2 separate regions of the Homo sapiens genome follow, and region 2 is linked to region 1. A link is a loop called in an ENCODE intact Hi-C map of the cell type or tissue named here. Cell type or tissue: heart right ventricle. All regions are shown on one strand. Each heading gives the region's core, and the rest is flanking DNA. Links, peaks and the distances in the headings are about the cores only.

What was found. Peaks named below come from ENCODE experiments on the same cell type or tissue, not always from the same donor. Only the 100,000 strongest peaks of a DNase experiment are listed, where the experiment ranks them.
Region 2: a loop joins it to region 1, with 8 times the contacts of the local background. A loop is called at or near these places in 4 of 110 quality-filtered maps.

Annotation. Positions count from the first base shown.
Region 1 is chr2:175,688,495-175,691,427 of GRCh38, forward strand. All of the region lies in intron 3 of LOC107985962 (a long non-coding RNA gene), which reads right to left. Among named protein-coding and RNA genes, the nearest start is that of LNPK, 310 kb to the right of the region's middle. In heart right ventricle, for the core only: a CTCF peak has its summit at 1,812 (motif pointing right); no DNase peak of the experiment used is centred there; H3K27me3 peaks cover 422 bases.
Region 2 is chr2:176,650,703-176,653,635 of GRCh38, forward strand. The region is part of intron 2 of LINC01117 (long intergenic non-protein coding RNA 1117); the gene reads left to right. Among named protein-coding and RNA genes, the nearest start is that of LINC01117, 14 kb to the left of the region's middle. In heart right ventricle, for the core only: CTCF peaks have their summits at 1,813 (motif pointing left) and 2,016; no DNase peak of the experiment used is centred there; H3K27me3 peaks cover 414 bases.

The DNA.
Region 1 (2,933 bases), core at 278-2,777:
GCCTCCACTCTTGCGCAGCCAGACTGGGATACTATTATTTTTGCATCACTACACTTAGGTGAAGCTTGCTTCAATCTTTCAGTAATGACACACAAAAGAAGTAAAAATGGTTGTGTCCAAGTTATTATACATGCTTGTATTCTAACAGGCCTCGTCAGCATTGCTCAGAAAAAGAAAAAAGTGAATTTAAATCAATAAACAGACATTTATTAAAAGGTCAGCTTAATTCTATTTGTTCCAGCTCCTTTGCCAACATTTTAGGTAAAACTATTTTTCTTTGGCTTTGGATTAGTGTCATTGTTATTGGATGGAATCACTTAGGGGGAAGCTATAGAATGAATATTTGATCAAATTTGCTCATGTTGCTTAATATCATCTTATATCATTTTTATAAATTTTATCAGCATCACTGTAAATAAATCCACATGAAAAGCTTTCATTTTGTATCTATATTATTGGCATCACTAAGGACACATTTTTAAACAATGTGCATTTATCTGAAAACTATATATAGAGAGAGAAAGGCCTAATAACAGTGATTCTGAAATCCAAGATGGCTATTTTATACATCAGAAAAAAAATACTATTATGGCAAAAAATGAACGAGGATATTGATGTTTTCTTTCATCAAGATTGTCTTAACAAATGAAGCTACCACTATTCTATAACTGTCCCTAGCAGAGAAAAGAAATGTTAATTGAAGATATTCTAGAATGTTGAAATTTATTGACACCATTTCATACTGAAAACTGCAACATAGTTTTAGCAGGAGGCACATTTTAACAATGCCAAAATATTCTAGGTGACTTTTTCTTTGTGCTTTAAAAAATATAATAAATATAAGCAGATTTTAGTATGAATGAAACAATCTACAAATATATTTGTAAATACAAAAGCATATAAAGATATACAATACATCAGTAATAACACATAAACAGTTTGCAATTTTTTATATGCATAATTTAGTACAAAGGCTTGAAAAGGTACAATTTTAAAAATAAAATAACTCACATAGACTCATGTAGACATTTTTTAAAATGTGCCTTAGGAATGACATGTTTATAAAGTTTCCACCAAGATTCTATATTTAAACAGTAAATAGCATTGTCACATCCGGAAAATGAGTTATTACTCTGAATTAAGAAATTTAGATAATAGAGAGAAAAAAATGCACAACCATTCTGCCTTCTGAACTTTAAGCATTTAACAGAATATCATGACTGCTGCAGTGTTAACTGAACAGATTTCTATCAAAAGTCTGGGGCATTCTGAATTAGCTGGAGATGGCTAGTACTTGATCTCCTTATTTTGACAGAATAAGTGCTTATATTCTTGAAGTCTTCACAAGCCATGTAAGCATAAAAGTGTGATGATGGAGATCTCTTTTCCGTTTTAAAGATCAGATGCCAGCTTCATGAGATGATATTTTCAGGTTGATGCATTTGTGTTTGTGGCATATTTTTATAAATTTCAAGTATAATGCTTTGTCAGGACTAAATGAAATGCCCTGTGCATACATATATATACATGCATATATATACACATGTATATATGTGTGTATATATATATGTGTGTGTATATATATATTAGAATGCCTTATAATTTGCATTTTTAACCACTGGGCTCTCATAAACTACTATGACAAATACAGTAATTTGAAATGGAATCAATCACATTCTCTCAATCCCTTAAAATGTTTAAATAGTTACATTACAGCACATATGTTAAAATACTTTTTTACAAAATGGTTTGCCCAAGGCATTTTTCTTACCTCTTGCCCAAGCTACATGTGAGTTATGGCAAAAAATGAACAGTAGGTGGCAGTCAAACCACTAAACTGCCTCAAAGCTTCATTAACCTTAGACTCTTGTTAAGAGTAATAGGAAAGTAGTGTATTTTTCCATTTTAAAGAATTCATTTTATAATTAATCTTGAAATACATTTCTAAGGTCCCAAGCTGCTGAAATAGTGAGCTGATTGCATCCTTAAGCGAATGAGCTCAGATAAAAGTGATTTAATTCAAGAACCATTTCTGCTTTGTCTCTGTGACTTTTTTCCCCTTCATTTCTCTGTTATTACTGTTTTAATGTGGGTCTTTATGCAGTTGTAGTTGTGGACATGATCAGCACATTCTTGGGCTGAAGCCCAGGGCTGTGTAAGCCGTGCCTGCATATCTTCATGCACGTTTTAAATAACCTGCAAGAGCTATTTCCTCCCCTGATCTTACAGACCACACGAATATAGTCCCTTTCTGTGCATCAGAAGATAAACTAGTTTATAGGAAGAAAATCCTAGAGAAGTAACTGAAACACAGAAAGAACATCCTCAAAAGCAGAGGATTGTGAACAACTAAATTTTCAGACAATGGAAGTAAAAATTATTAGTGTGAAGTACCTTTGGAGGCCATGTTATCTACATTACAGGAAGGGCTTCATCTGTTGTGCTCACCATGGTCCTCACGGTTGAGAACAGCATGCCAGGCACACAGTAAATGTTCATTAAATATTTTCTGGACGAATCAATGAGTGGCCAAAATCCAAGTCCCACTCATTTCTCAGATAGTCTATCCTGAAACTTTTTGCTACTGTCTCAGCTCTTCACAATGATAAAGCTACATTCTCACTCTCCACTGCTGTCCTTTCTCCAAATGTTACTGTTAATCACTATCATTGGGAACTGACATGGCACCACTAACACAACACAGCAGGACACAATTCTAGTCTGGTCGATTTGGAATGTAGATGATGCCTTTCCATTGTGTTACTGGCCACAATTGTTTCTAAAAATCTAAGTTCATGCTACAGAAAGAGCAAACTATTTAAGTAGTATTGGCCTAAAAGCTAAGTCAACTTGATCAACATATTTACCTGCCCATGCTGTAGTTTCCTCATCTGAAATCAGAAAAAAACAGAGCCTACTTTATAGAGTTATAT
Region 2 (2,933 bases), core at 340-2,839, 960 kb after region 1:
GTCTGAAGCACTGCAGAAAAATGAGAATTTTCACACTTTAAAAGAGCCAAGGCAGCATTTGTAATGACTAAAAATAAGAGCAGAAGAAGTAAAAGAGGAAAGAAAGATTGGTCCCTGGTTTTCCTTCCCCTCTGTTAAGCGAGACCATGGAGTTTCCAGGTGAAAGTCAATTGTGGGCTTGCTTTTAATTTATACAGGACGTTAGGAAAGAAAAAGAAAGAAAAAGAATACCAACTCCCTTAAATTTCCTAGCTCAAAGTTGCTTGCAGTGAATGCTAAAATGAAAGGAGTTATCAAGGCCAAATTCACTATACAGCTTTTGCGAACTGTTAGAAGCAATTTCCAGGACCTGTGCTTTTACATAGGTTTGCTTTCACTCTCAGCTTGAGTGTTAATTTTTGACTAGTTCTTTCTATCCTTTCGTCAAATGTACACATCCATTTCTTCCGGCATCTCATACACACACTGCACACCACACACACACACGTGCATTATATACATAAGCAAATACCTCTAGCCACTTGGTAACAGTATTTTAGAAAGCAGCTTGATATCTGGATTAGAGAGTTGAATACTTTCAGACAACTCTCGTGGGCACAATGTGTTAACTGTTTTCTGTGCCACCATTTTATTGTATGCGAGCGGATGGCAAAATGGTGGTTCCAGCTTTTTGTTGTATAAGGACTCCTTCGCATTCAGCCTCTGATTGAAGAACCAGTTTGTATACCGATAGAAAAGCCAGGCTTCTCAGTCTGGGAGACTGACTAAATAAACCATATACGCAAATCTTCTTCTACTCACTGCTTTGCAGACGCTTAACCAAAATTTTGCATATATAAGTACAAAGGGAGCAAATCCTGATTAAAATAAAAAATGGACAGAAATGATATTCCATTTAAATATATAATTCAATGGTGTTGGTAAATACATATGTTATTAAAAGACCTTCCAACGTTGCCATAAGTAAACTACCTTGAGAAAAGGTCCAACACAGAGTTAGCGTAGAGAATGTGAATGTTTTACTTGTGCATAAACGATCTTTCCAGATCAAGGTCGAGGTCATTGGCAAGATAGTTTAGTGAGCTCATTCTACAGTTATTTGCACATGCAAATTGGGGTTCCAATTTTAAAAATATTATTGCTTTTTGTTCATGAGAAGAGCTTTGATTAAATTCTTAAAATAAGAATATTAAAATAATTGAACAATATACCTGTGCTAATAATATTCAGTTTTAATTAGCTCCTAAATAGAATCAAAGCTAAAATGGATTTTGACGTACCCTTAACTGGATCTCAAATTAAGGAGAGATGAATTTGACTAAGAGAAGATTTTTACATTGTTGTCTATTACAGCTGAATTACCACTCTCTTTTGTCTGAAGAAAAATATTTTCTTCTCAACGAGGTATATATTTTTAAGACTGAAGACAACTGAAGCTTACAGCATATAGTATTTGGTTAGATTTTTTTTTTTTTTGCTTTTTGACTGCAGTTGCCAAACATTTGAGATTATAAAAACGATAGTACTACATAAAATAGACCTGCAGCAACACTGTTTATGGCACACGCAACAATATTATTTTCTGCTGTTTGGTGTGCAGGAGTTGTAAATAGCAAAATGTGTAAGCCATTAAATCTAGTAGCAATAGGACTCAAAGCAAGGTTTATTATACCAGTGCCTGAAAAGCTTTACTTTTTATCTCTGTGTGTTAAATTTTCGTGTTTGCAACAGTATTTTAGCTCTGGAGCTATTTATCTGGTAGCATCTTTGAGAAAAAGGAAATGGACAGATGTCCATAAACAAAGGGCTCCACCTGGTGGTAAAGAGGAGGTATGAAATGTTGATGAAGAGAACTAATGCTGCAAAGGCAAACAGATGGAAGAGCAACGCGTGTGCGTGTGTGTATGTCTCCTAAAATGAATATGTTTGAAGGAAAGAGAATGACAAAATCCTCCAAATTTGGATTCCAGTGTGGATATAGGCTTACAGCTAACATTATTTGATTATTTCTTTCACATTCAGTCATTCCAATATGTTTACAAATTATTTTATTCAAAATACATACATCTGAACAGATATTAACAGATGACCCTAACAGATACTAGGTACAATTGATGACAAACTATCCATATCATCTGATCATCTTAGGTTTTAGTAGAATGCCATCTAGTAGACAGATTTAAACAAAGAAAGCATTTGTTCCGACTCGAGGGCATCCTTTAGGTGGCTTTGTGGCTCACCTAGTTAGGAAGACCTGAAAAGGATGTGGTGCAGAGCTCCGGGGAGGGAAGCAAGGGTTTCAAATCCATGACTAAGAAACAGAAAATTGTTCATTTTAAAATGTCATCTGTGGCTGAAGTGTTGAAGAATTTGAATCTGCGTATTGTGATTCTTCCACCTTTTCAAACTCTAAAATTAGGCCAGGAATTACATATATCAAATACTATGCAAAATGTAAAACAGGCATGCCGTTTATGGCTCTCTACGTAAGGTGGAAATTAAATCTTCAGCCTCCAATAAAATTGTATTTCTGTAATAAAACTGCTGCACCTTGACTCTAGACTACATTGAATCCCAAATTAAACACTCCATTTGCTGTACTGTAACAAGCAAAAGGGTTTGCTACACTGAACAATATTACAGATAGGAAAAACGTATTCTTTTTTGCTTTATCACCTATGTAGAGACCACGAAAACAGGCTAATTCCTCATCTCTTCTTTCTCAGAACACAACATGTTTTGATATGGGAAATTTTAAAATTCTATCTTTCATTGCTAAAATTTATATTTCTTCCTAATTCTATAAATCAGCATAGATGACTAGGCCTAAAAAAAGTCAACCAAGTAGGATATTTACTACAAAATGTCTACTGCATTTCATGGATAACTCAGGCTTATAAGCAGAAACAGCTGGTGTGCTAAAGGCTAGGTAC